2 separate regions of the Homo sapiens genome follow, and region 1 is linked to region 2. A link is a loop called in an ENCODE intact Hi-C map of the cell type or tissue named here. Cell type or tissue: endothelial cell of umbilical vein. All regions are shown on one strand. Each heading gives the region's core, and the rest is flanking DNA. Links, peaks and the distances in the headings are about the cores only.

Region 1 (5,685 bases), core at 686-5,685, 330 kb after region 2:
CTGACAGGAGCAGCTGTCTGGTTTGTCTAGACAGCTGTTCAGATCTGGTAGAGTTGTTTCCAGTACTGCCAGCAAGTTTTTCACCTTTTCAAAAACTGCTGGAGTGGAATCTACTTTCAGTCAAGTGCATAATACAAAGACTTGGACTTGGATTCGTATCAAAACAATTCCTGTCAGATGAGGCAGGCAACGGAATTTTAAAATTTAGTTACAATTATCTCTTTGATCTTGATAGTGGTTTTAGCCATCATTTCTCTGATTTTAAAAAGAAACCACAAGGTGATTTAATGCTCAGTCTGAATATTTCTATAGAAAATATCCTTTATATATACCCATGGATAGATAACCTTGTTCTAGATATTTTAAAATACATACCACATAACTACTTTATTTTAAATGGTTCAATCAGAAAAAGGCAGTTGAAGGGCTCATCTATATTTTTACAACAAATGAAAAGAAACTAAAATTAACAATTGGGATTAAGCAAAATAGCTTTTTTACTTTTAATTGATTTTTACTTGGGCTTCTGTCCACGTCATTATATCTAATTAACTTGTATATTCCCCCTATAACTGCAAATTAGCATCCAACACATAAACACACACATATGAATTGTTTTTCCAGCTTTTGACCGTTTTATTGGGGATACACACTGGCCAATGTGGGAACATACTGCTTACATCTTGATATTTAGCCAATAATAAAGAGGACTGTCTAAAGTTATACATGAGATAAACTGCTATTCCATAATACCAACTTAACCAATGACTCATAAATATAATAAGTATAAAACCTACACTCTAGAATAGCAGTTCTCAAACTATGGCCCAGGGATCCCTGAAGCTTTTTAAAAGCCTGTCAGGTTGCCTGTGAGGAAAAAAACTATTTGCATAATAATATGAAGACAGTATCTGCGTTTCCCATTCTCACTGTCACACAGGTAAAAAGTGGAATTTCCCCGAGGCCACACGATGTGCGATACTGCAACTAACTGAAGGCAGAAGCAGGTAAGATAATCTGACTGTCTTCTATTAAGTCTGATATTATAGATTTACAAAAATGCAAAACAATGCTATTCTTCTCATTAAACTTGCTTCGTTTTCAAAAATATAGTTAATTAAAATGTTACTTATGTTAATATGTAATCGTTTCTTACTGTTACTTTTTAGCACATTATTTTGTAAAGTTTTGTTTGAATTTTTAACAGGACAAATATAACCTATATAAAGAAAAGCTCTTTGGAGTTCTCAATAAATTTTTAAGAGTATAGAGGGGTCCTGAAATTAAAAGTTTGAGAACTTCTGCTGCAGGATATTAAGCCCTTCATAACCATGTGACATTTTTATAAATTAGCAAGAACCTTTTAAAATAATTTCTGTTTAAGCAGCCATACTGATGAGAAGACAAGACTTTAGGGGAGAAAAGCAATCTGTTCTGTTTTACTTAAGAAACTCGCCAAGGCATTTCCTCTTTTCTATGGCTCTTGCTACCAGAGATGAAGACTAAAACTTACTGTGAAGAAAAGCTCCATAACTCTGCTGTCCAGAAGAGTCTCCCGCCAGGACTCTGTTGGCTTCAACAGCACATTTTGCGAGGATTCAAACATAGCTATATAATGTCTGCCCAGTTATTTGGTGTCAAGGTCAACAACAATAACATTCTTACTTTGTCTAAAGTATAAGTATATCCTAAATATAACAGGAGCCATCTAGAAAGAATTTGTAATGGTAACAGTTTAAGCCTCTTCACATATGCTACATAATTCATCCATGAAGCTAAGGAATAGAAGGCATTAAGTGCCTGGGGAAAAAAAGAATGTTACAGGAATGTAAGGTAATGCTTTCATTGTAATTATGTGTCATGCTGTAGGCATACAGAAACTTTGAGAACCAGAGAATTTAATGGTGGCAACAGAAGGAAATACACTTACTGCAAAGCATATGCCAAAATTCATGTAAAAAGAATCAATTTCTGCAAGTTTATCCCATCATTTCCCCCAATATCTTGCAACAATTAACACCACATATACAAAATGTGAGTTTCATATAGTCTACTTGGAAAAATAGCATTTTTCCAGAAGAAATATATTCACTGGAAAAGCAAAAGAACAAAAAGAGTAAACACATATAATATTAAAGAAAAAAAACTCCCACAGGTCACAGTATCTAAATATCAAGACAAAGAAATAATCTATTGACAAAAAACTTTATAGATGCTTATTTAAAATTCCCACAGACTAAAAAGCAATTTATATGGTGTTCAGGCATTCAATTTCAAACATGCTTCAAACAGAATACTGTTTTACCATAAACAAAGTAACCATCATATATTTGTAGGTTTTTATGAATACGATTCATTGATACTGCCACAGTAACTGAGGCTTTGAAGAAATGAGAAAACTCGGCCAGTCACGGTGGCTCACGCCTGTAATCTCCACATTTTGGGAGGCCAAGGCAGGCGGATCACCTGAGGTCAGGAGTTCGAGACCAGCCTGGCCAACATGGTGAAACCCATCTCTACTAAAAATACAAAAATTAGCTGGGCATGGTGGCAGGCACCTGTAATCCCAGCTATTTGGGAGGCTGAGGCGGGAGAGTCGCTTGAAAACACTCTCCCGCAGAGGTTGCAGTGAGCCGAGATCACACCATTGCACTCCAGCCTGGGTGGCAGGGAGAGGCTCTGTCTCAAAACAAACAAACAAACAAAAAACAGTGGTTATGCCCCTTCCATTGGTAATCAATTGCCCAGCTAAAATACTTCGACTATGCAACATTCACATCACTCAATGAGAAATCTTAATGATAATCACCCAGAGCTATCGTCTGAAAAAAGTAGATAGAAATTCAAATACTATATTTTGAGTAAAGTCTAAATCGTTATTTTTACAGAAAAATTATTATTCACAGGGAAAATTAAAGGCTGTAATAATGCTCTGGAAACTTTTTTTTAAGATAATTGCTTAACCCCTTTTAAAATAGCTAATATTATTCTGTCTCTGAAGAGCAAGGAGGGGCACTATGAGTTGTTTCAAGGAGAAAAATCACTGCTTGTTTCTGAAAAGTCACCCCCAAAATCTTCTGCAACTCTATTCGACTGATTAACAAAAGTGAAACTCAAATCTGGTTCATTTAAACTTCCCTTCTCTCTTCCTTTATCTGCCCCCTTGTGGAGGTACAGGGAAAGAGGTGAAGGCCAAAAAAGCCAAAAGAAAGAAGCCCGAATTTAAAAAGGGGGAAAAAATCAGCCCGTGAACCCTAAGAGCTAACAATATAGAGTGAGTTCATTTTCTTAAGAGGCACCGATCATGGTCTAAGGTCAATGTTGTGTTCTTCACCCAATACTACAATATACTGATTTATCTGACACCTAGGATTTGCTTCAAAATATTCTGGGGATGGCAGAGCACAGATGAAACAAGACTGGCTGTTTAAAGCTGGGTATTCTCTCCACTATTGTGTATCTTTGAAATTTTCCACAATAACGGGATGCCAAAGGCTATAGTATATGAAATAAATGTTCTGAGTAAGGCAATCAATTCTTTGTGTTTTGTGTGTGTGTGTACTTTTTGTTTGTTTGTTTGTTTTTAATGAGACAGGGTCTCACTATGTTGCCCAGGGAAGTCTTGAACTCCTGAGCTCAAGTGATCCTCCTGGCTCAGCCTCCCAAAGTGCAAGGATTATAGGCATGAGCCAGCACACCTGGCCAATTCTTCATACTTCATAAAAATTTAAATGTATTTCACTTACTGTTTTCCAGTTTTATTTCTCTTTATTTTCAATATGCCAAATCTAACAAATGAAATATAACTAGGAAAATAATGATTTTGTAATATTTCGTATGCTTATAAAAGGTGTCATGATTTTATTTTTAAATTATATAGGATATGAGACAAATAAATGGGTTCACATAACCATAATAAAATGGTTGGCCCCAAAGCTGACCATTTACCATTTTAGTAGCTAGCAGATGTGTGATCCCTCAGAGTAAGAAGGCAAATACTTCAGGTGCTATAACTGCAAGAGAATGAAAGCCCAAACCTCCCTTCAAGAGCTGCAGACAGTTCAAGTACAGAGGAAGAATACAGGTGGCAGAAGCAAAGGGAATCATATTTATAAATTTTGCTACTTCTGGATATATGAAAAACTCTATTCCAAGGAAATGAGGAGAGTCTCTCACATTCTAATTATGCCCTCCAGGTATAATACAGCAAGGGGGGCAACAGTGTGTTTTGGTAAGAGGGAGATGATAAGCTAAAGATTCAATAAATCTTACAAAAGTATCAGTAAGAAAATACAGGAAGAAATCTTACAAAAGGAAACTATTAAACCTAAACCAAAATTCTCATATAATTCTCTCCTCTATCTTTTTATAAATTATAAAAAGCATATACTCTATTAATACTTCTGGATATCAATTATTTACATTAAGGGAAAATGGATATGAGTTTTATTTAAAAAGGGTTTTTCCCAGATATAAAATGGAATTCATTGCAATGGCTCATGTAACATCAGATTCAAAATAACCCTGAAATCTGATTTTTTAAAATCTTGGTTTAGCCTCTCCTAATCATGGTCTGTTTTTCAGCACACTGTCCCTGATGCCCAATTCCATGGCCAATTTCCTTCAAGTGTTGGTAACCAGAATAGTTTTAAGATTATAATTCCTTACACGTGGCCACGAGCATGGGAGATTTATGAGTTAGTATGTAATATCTATCAGAAAATACCTTTCCCCATAATTATTACAAAACTCCATGTTACTTTTGTTTTCCAATTCCAAACCTGGAAAGGATTTTTATCTCTGGCATGATGTTTGCCTTCTAACAAGAATGCACACTTGTAATGCTCCATGCAAAGAGGCTACACTTACCTTCCACTGAAAAACTAATCTACAACACTGCAGACTTCACTACCTTCTATCAGCCAGCCTGGTTATACCACTAATAATACCACTATTATATACCATAATAAAAATGCACATGTACTATATTATACTTTTCATAGGACACAATTACAATCCTGTAACTACAAATCATATCCCACTCTACTAAAAAAAATTAATTATTCCCAAAAGCATTTAAATAAAAAACATGAAACAAAAAGAACAGTATAATAAACGTTTATATGGAACAGCATCATAATGTTTATACAGAACAAATGTTTAAAGACAATGTTATTTTGACAAGAAATATGTTTTAGTTATCAGACTGTACCATGAAACTGCTGAAGTTGCTGCCCCGAATAACAGACTATGCTGGCTTTTATATGGGAGAAAGGCTTACTATGCATTGTATAATGTTTAATATTACCTAAAATATTGTTATTATTCACGTACATGCATTACTTTTCAATTTGAAAAACAAAACTAGTGAAGAGCATATCACAATGTGGGCAGAATAATGATACACAAATCTGGACCATATCTTTACATTCAAAATAATATAAAGAATTAAGGTAATTCATTTTTAATCAGGTATTCTCAAATGACTATTTCTATCTGTATGTATAAGAAATAAAAAAAACCATTTCAACCCCAGATAATTCTTAATAATTCTTATAAGAAATCAAAAAAAATACCATTTCTACCCCAGATAATTCTTAAATTCTTAACTTAAAAAACAAACAGAACCAGTACCACCAGAATTCAGAAATCTAGCACTACTATTCTTAAAGCAATATTTTAAAA
Region 2 (5,000 bases), core at 1-5,000:
TTTATCCCTCTAAGGACCCATGTGATTACACCAGGCCAAGCCAGCTATTCCAGGATAATCTCCCCATCTTGCCATTCTTAATTCAATTACATCTGCAACGTCCCATTTGCCATGTAAAGTTCTGGCTCATCCAAAGCTATGCCAAAAATCTGGACATCTAACTGTGGTTGCAGGTATATTGTTCTGAGGATGATATGCAATTTGCTCCTGCCAGGCACTTGGGGGTGCTACCAACCAAGGAACCAATCTGAATTCTTGGCTTGGGGGTTTTCCAGATGACACAGGTAGTATGAATTTGAGGATTGCTCTATGGTTATAAATTCTCAGAGAAACTCTTCCTCCCCTCCACTCAGAGTCAATGCCCCCACCGGTGACCCTCCATTTAGGGGATCCAAGTTCTCTTTTTCGCCAATGATGTAGCTGTTAGAGAACTCTAGCTTCTGTCAGAGATCTCCAATTAGATTCCCATCTTGCACAGACTCGGGTTGGCTGTTACAATCGAAGCTCTAGATTAGCAAGACTGAGCAGCCGCCAGCTGTGGCTGTCAAGCACCCCTTGGAACTGGTGCTCCGAGGCAGGCCTCTGAAATTCTCCATTACCTTCTTGCCATGTGAGCTTACTACCATGACTTCCACGGACTGGACCCCACATGTGAATCTGGGCCAATGGCAGAGGCCCATAGGCAGCCGGTGGTGGCTGCAGTAACCAGCCCAAGGGAAGCCTGAGCCCTATAGCGACAGGGCGGTCAGAAATGCAGACCCAGGCCAGGCGCGGTGGCTCACACCTGTAATCCCAGCACTTTGGGAGGCCGAGGTGGGCAGATTACCTGAGCTCAGGAGTTTGAGACCAGCCTGGCAAACATGGTGAAACCCCGATTCTACTAAAAATACAAAAATTAGCCAGGTGAGGCTGCACATCCCTGTAATCCCAGCTACTTAGGAGGCTAAGGCAGGACAATCACTTGAACCTGGGAGGTGGATATTTCAGTGAGCCGAGATCACGCCACTGCACTCCAGCCTGGGCGACAGAGCTAAACTCCATCAGAAGAAGAAGAAGAAGAAAGAAGGAGAAGGAGAAGGAGAAGAAATGCAGACTTCCACAGTGGGCAGACTGGTTGAGGGCAGGAAGGAGCAACAGAAACACAGCCCGTAGTGGAGTCACCATGACCACAGGCCATAAAAAGTCAGGACTTTAGAAAAGGACACAGCCACCCTATAACTGCTGTGAGCTGCCAGAGCCACTGGCTGACTATCAGAGGCTCAGGTGTCCCCTGAACAATGTCTGTTTCTGCGACAAAGATGCAGCCGCAGAGATGGTGTCCTGTATCTCTTACTCCCTCGCCTGGTATCACAATCAACCCTCATCAAGAGCAGAAATCAGAGTACCCTGTCCTTTATAGCCTGAAAGGGCCTAGCGCAGACTTTGTTTGGAGATTACAACACATTTGAATTTTTCAGTTTTTAACTATACGATTTATATAAGTTTGACCTGCAGCAGTGGCTAAGCCTTGGAGTCAACATTGGTAAAAGACAACCACACTGCCCATAAACACAACCAGAAGAAAAACATTCATATGGCAGAAGAGCTATTTGTAGCTACCAAGCAAAAACTCACTTCAGCTTAATTGAAAGTTTTTTGTGTTACGGAGGAATAAGTGAGATGTTTAATACTGCGCCCATTGCTTTTCTAAGACTATTTCCTTTTCATAATTTATTTAAGAAATTTTAAATGTAGAAAGAATAATAAACATCCTCATCTCTCCACCCTCCAGAACTAACCACCGCCAATCCTCTTTGTCACTTTTTAAGTAAACAAAACCTAAATGAATCTCTTAGCGCCATCATCCCAGCCTCACCCAACCATCTTTCCACTGAACACACACAGGGTCTCTGGATGCCAAGGTCTGGGAACATAGTGAGTAACCATTGCATCCTTTAGGAAACTATGTCTGAGCGCCTGATGTGCTCAAAGCACCTGCTCCAAGCCTTAGTAGGCCAGCTGTGCGTCTTCAAACCTTTCCACTAATCCAAAGCAAACTTTTAGCCTTTTTTCCCAAAAGTACTGCATGAGATTAGACAGATAATGGGAGAACAGGAGTCTCTTGTTCCTCGATCCTCCAGGGACCACCCCGGAATGAGAATGTCCCATGGAGACAGCAAGCAGTGGCAAGAAAAGACACAACCACTCGCCTCTTTCAGAGCAGACTCAGGCTGAGGAATGTGCAGTGGTGGTTCTGCCTCAGGCCCTTCCTCCCTGGGCAGCACACACAGGTAGGACAGAGAACCTGGGCATGAGGGAGAGACACGGTCACACATGAACCCATCAGCCAACTGCAAACTCCAGGACCCTGCTGTGTGGTCCCGAGGGACGTCCAGTGAAAGCTGCGGAGGAGCTTCCGACATCTGCAGACAGACCCCTGTGTTCTCTTTAGGGCCAACAAATCCACATGCCACAAATCAAACCCAGCCTTTTGGCAACATTTTGTCCCAGTTAGATTAATTCCAATTTTTTTTATTCTTTTGGAAGAACTTCTGCATCAAGCTTTGTAGAAGACGTACATAAACACCTAGAAAAGATGTGCCAATCAACCGGGATTTTCAAATGCCACACACATACCAGGCTGTGGCATTGCCACACTTAACAGTTAACGTCAGGTTAGAGGCACTAGTAGAAGGCTGCAATGTGCCAGTTCTACCTCTAGAGGTCAGCCTAACACTAGGACTCAAAATACTGGCTCCTAACCAGTAAAGTTAAATTTTTACTTAAAATTAGAGAAAAGGAAATGTTAACAATTCTCACGGTAGGACAGGGTATGGGTGATTTTAATTTTTTTTAATGTTTCTATCTTTGAAATGTACTCAAAAGGAGCATGTATTTATTTTTAAAAAAGACTGAAGAAATTGGAACCTTGTGCACTGATGATGGGAATGTGGAAACGGCACAGCTGCTGTGGAAAACGTATGGTGGTAACTCAAAAAGTTAAAAATAGAGCCACCATATGATCCAGGAACCCCACTGCTGTGCATATATCCAAAAGAACTGAAGCGGGATCGCAAAGAGAGATTTGCACAGTCATGTTCCTAGCAGTGTTGTCAACAACAGAAGAAGCAAGCAATCCAAAAGTCCACCAACAGATGGAGGGATAAACAAAACATGGTTTCACACCTACGGTGGAATCTTATTCGGCCCCACAGGGGAAGGAAGTCCTGTCATATGTCATATGCCAGGCTGGAGTGCAGTGGCGCAGTCTCAGCTCACTACAACCTCCCCCTCCCGGCTTCAGGCGATTCTCCTGCCTCAGCTTCCCAAATAGCTGGGACTACAGGAATGCACCACCACACCCAACTGATTTTTGTATTTTTTAGTGGAGACGGGTTTTCACTCTATGTTGGCCAGGCTGGTCTTGAACTCCTAACCTCAGGTGATCCACCTGCCTTGGCCTCCCAAAGTGCTGGGATTACAGGTGTGACCCACCTCGCCCGGCCTAGGATGAACTTTTTACTTAACATTATGCTTAAGTGAAATAAGCCAGACACAAAAGGACAGATGCCATATGACTCCACCTACAACAGGTACCCAGAGCAGTCAAACTCACAGTGACAGAAAGTAGAATGGTGGATGCCAGGGGCTGGCAGAGGCACAAAAGAAGAGTTGTTTAATGGGCACAGAGTTCAGTTTTACAAGATGAAAAAGCTCTGCAGATTGCACAACCATGTGAACGTACTTAATGCTACTCAACTATTATACACGTTAAAATGGCAAAGATGGCCAAACTTCATGAGAACTAGAATTTAGAAATAAGTCGATTTAGGGTATAACAAGCTCATAGATTTTACAGAATGACTTAGAAAATCGTTTTGGCTAGTATATTCCCGTTAATTCATGCAATAATCTAGGTCCTGGACTTTGAATTACACACAGTAACATAAAGCACATCTATTTATCTCTGCTCCCTCCAGAAACCTTAGTAAAACCAGGCTAATAATGGATCTTTTTTTAAAAGCATAGACCTGTGCCTGGTGTGGTGGCTTACACCCATAATCCCAACACTTTGGGAGGCCGAGGCAGGCAGATCAGATCTCTTGTGCTCAGGAGTTTGAGACCAGCCTGGGCAACATGGCAAAAAGGCTGAGGTAGGAGGATCACTTGAGCCCCCGAGGTGGAGGCTGCAGTGAGCAGAGATCATGCCACTGCACTCCAGCCCGGGCACCAGAGCAAGACCCCGTCTCAAAAAAAAAAAAAAAAAGTGTAGGCCCACAAGGTCAGAGATTATTGGGAGACAAAATGGACAAAATATGCTAATTTTTTGGAAAATTGGAAATCATGCAAAAGTAGTCAGGTAAATGATTGAATGAGGTGGAGAAAGCTAAAACTTAGGCATGGGGTTAAGGAAAATGCCAACGAAAAGCAAGTCGCAATAGCTCCTGAGAGACGTGGAAAAGGTCAGAATCTGCAGGTACCAAAGAGGACACAGTGTGAATGAGGAGTGGGAGGTGACAAGAGTTTACTGAAAGCGGTGCCACTACTAAAGAAATCCAACCACAATAGGCCAGACACAAGAGGCCGTTGGGGGGTGCTACAGATACCAGGGGCTTCAGATAGAGGACACCCTGAGAGGCGAGAGCCATGCGTGCCCACACACCACATACACACAACTACACACACACCACCATACACACAACTACACACACCGCATATACACACTACACACACACCACCACACACACTACACACACACCACCATACACACAACTACACACACCGCATATACACACTACACACACACCACCACACACACAACTACACACACACCACCATACACACAACTACACACACCACATATACACACTACACACACACCACCACACACACAACTACACACAGCACACACCACATATACGCACTAGACACCACACACCACACACACACAACTACACACACCACATATAGGCACTACACACACCATATATATGCACCACACACACCACACACAACTACAT

The links. A loop is a pair of places that touch in the nucleus more often than their neighbours do. Peaks named below come from ENCODE experiments on the same cell type or tissue, not always from the same donor. Only the 100,000 strongest peaks of a DNase experiment are listed, where the experiment ranks them.
Region 1: it touches region 2 in a loop (14-fold over the local background); 67 of 110 quality-filtered maps call a loop at or near these places.

What each region holds. Positions count from the first base shown.
Region 1 is chr13:20,825,554-20,831,238 of GRCh38, forward strand. XPO4 (exportin 4) reads right to left here. Exons shown (of 23, transcript NM_022459.5): 7 at 1,514-1,626. LOC124903129 (a long non-coding RNA gene) reads left to right here. Exons shown (of 2, transcript XR_007063711.1): 2 at 941-1,301. Among named protein-coding and RNA genes, the nearest start is that of EEF1AKMT1, 54 kb to the left of the region's middle. In endothelial cell of umbilical vein, for the core only: a CTCF peak has its summit at 3,177 (motif pointing left); a DNase peak (open chromatin) is centred at 3,168; H3K27ac peaks cover 411 bases.
Region 2 is chr13:20,492,616-20,497,615 of GRCh38, forward strand. The region is part of intron 2 of CRYL1 (crystallin lambda 1); the gene reads right to left. Among named protein-coding and RNA genes, the nearest start is that of CRYL1, 31 kb to the right of the region's middle. RefSeq lists an enhancer at 727-1,226. In endothelial cell of umbilical vein, for the core only: CTCF peaks have their summits at 216 and 2,665 (motif pointing right); DNase peaks (open chromatin) are centred at 2,716 and 3,056; H3K27ac peaks cover 531 bases.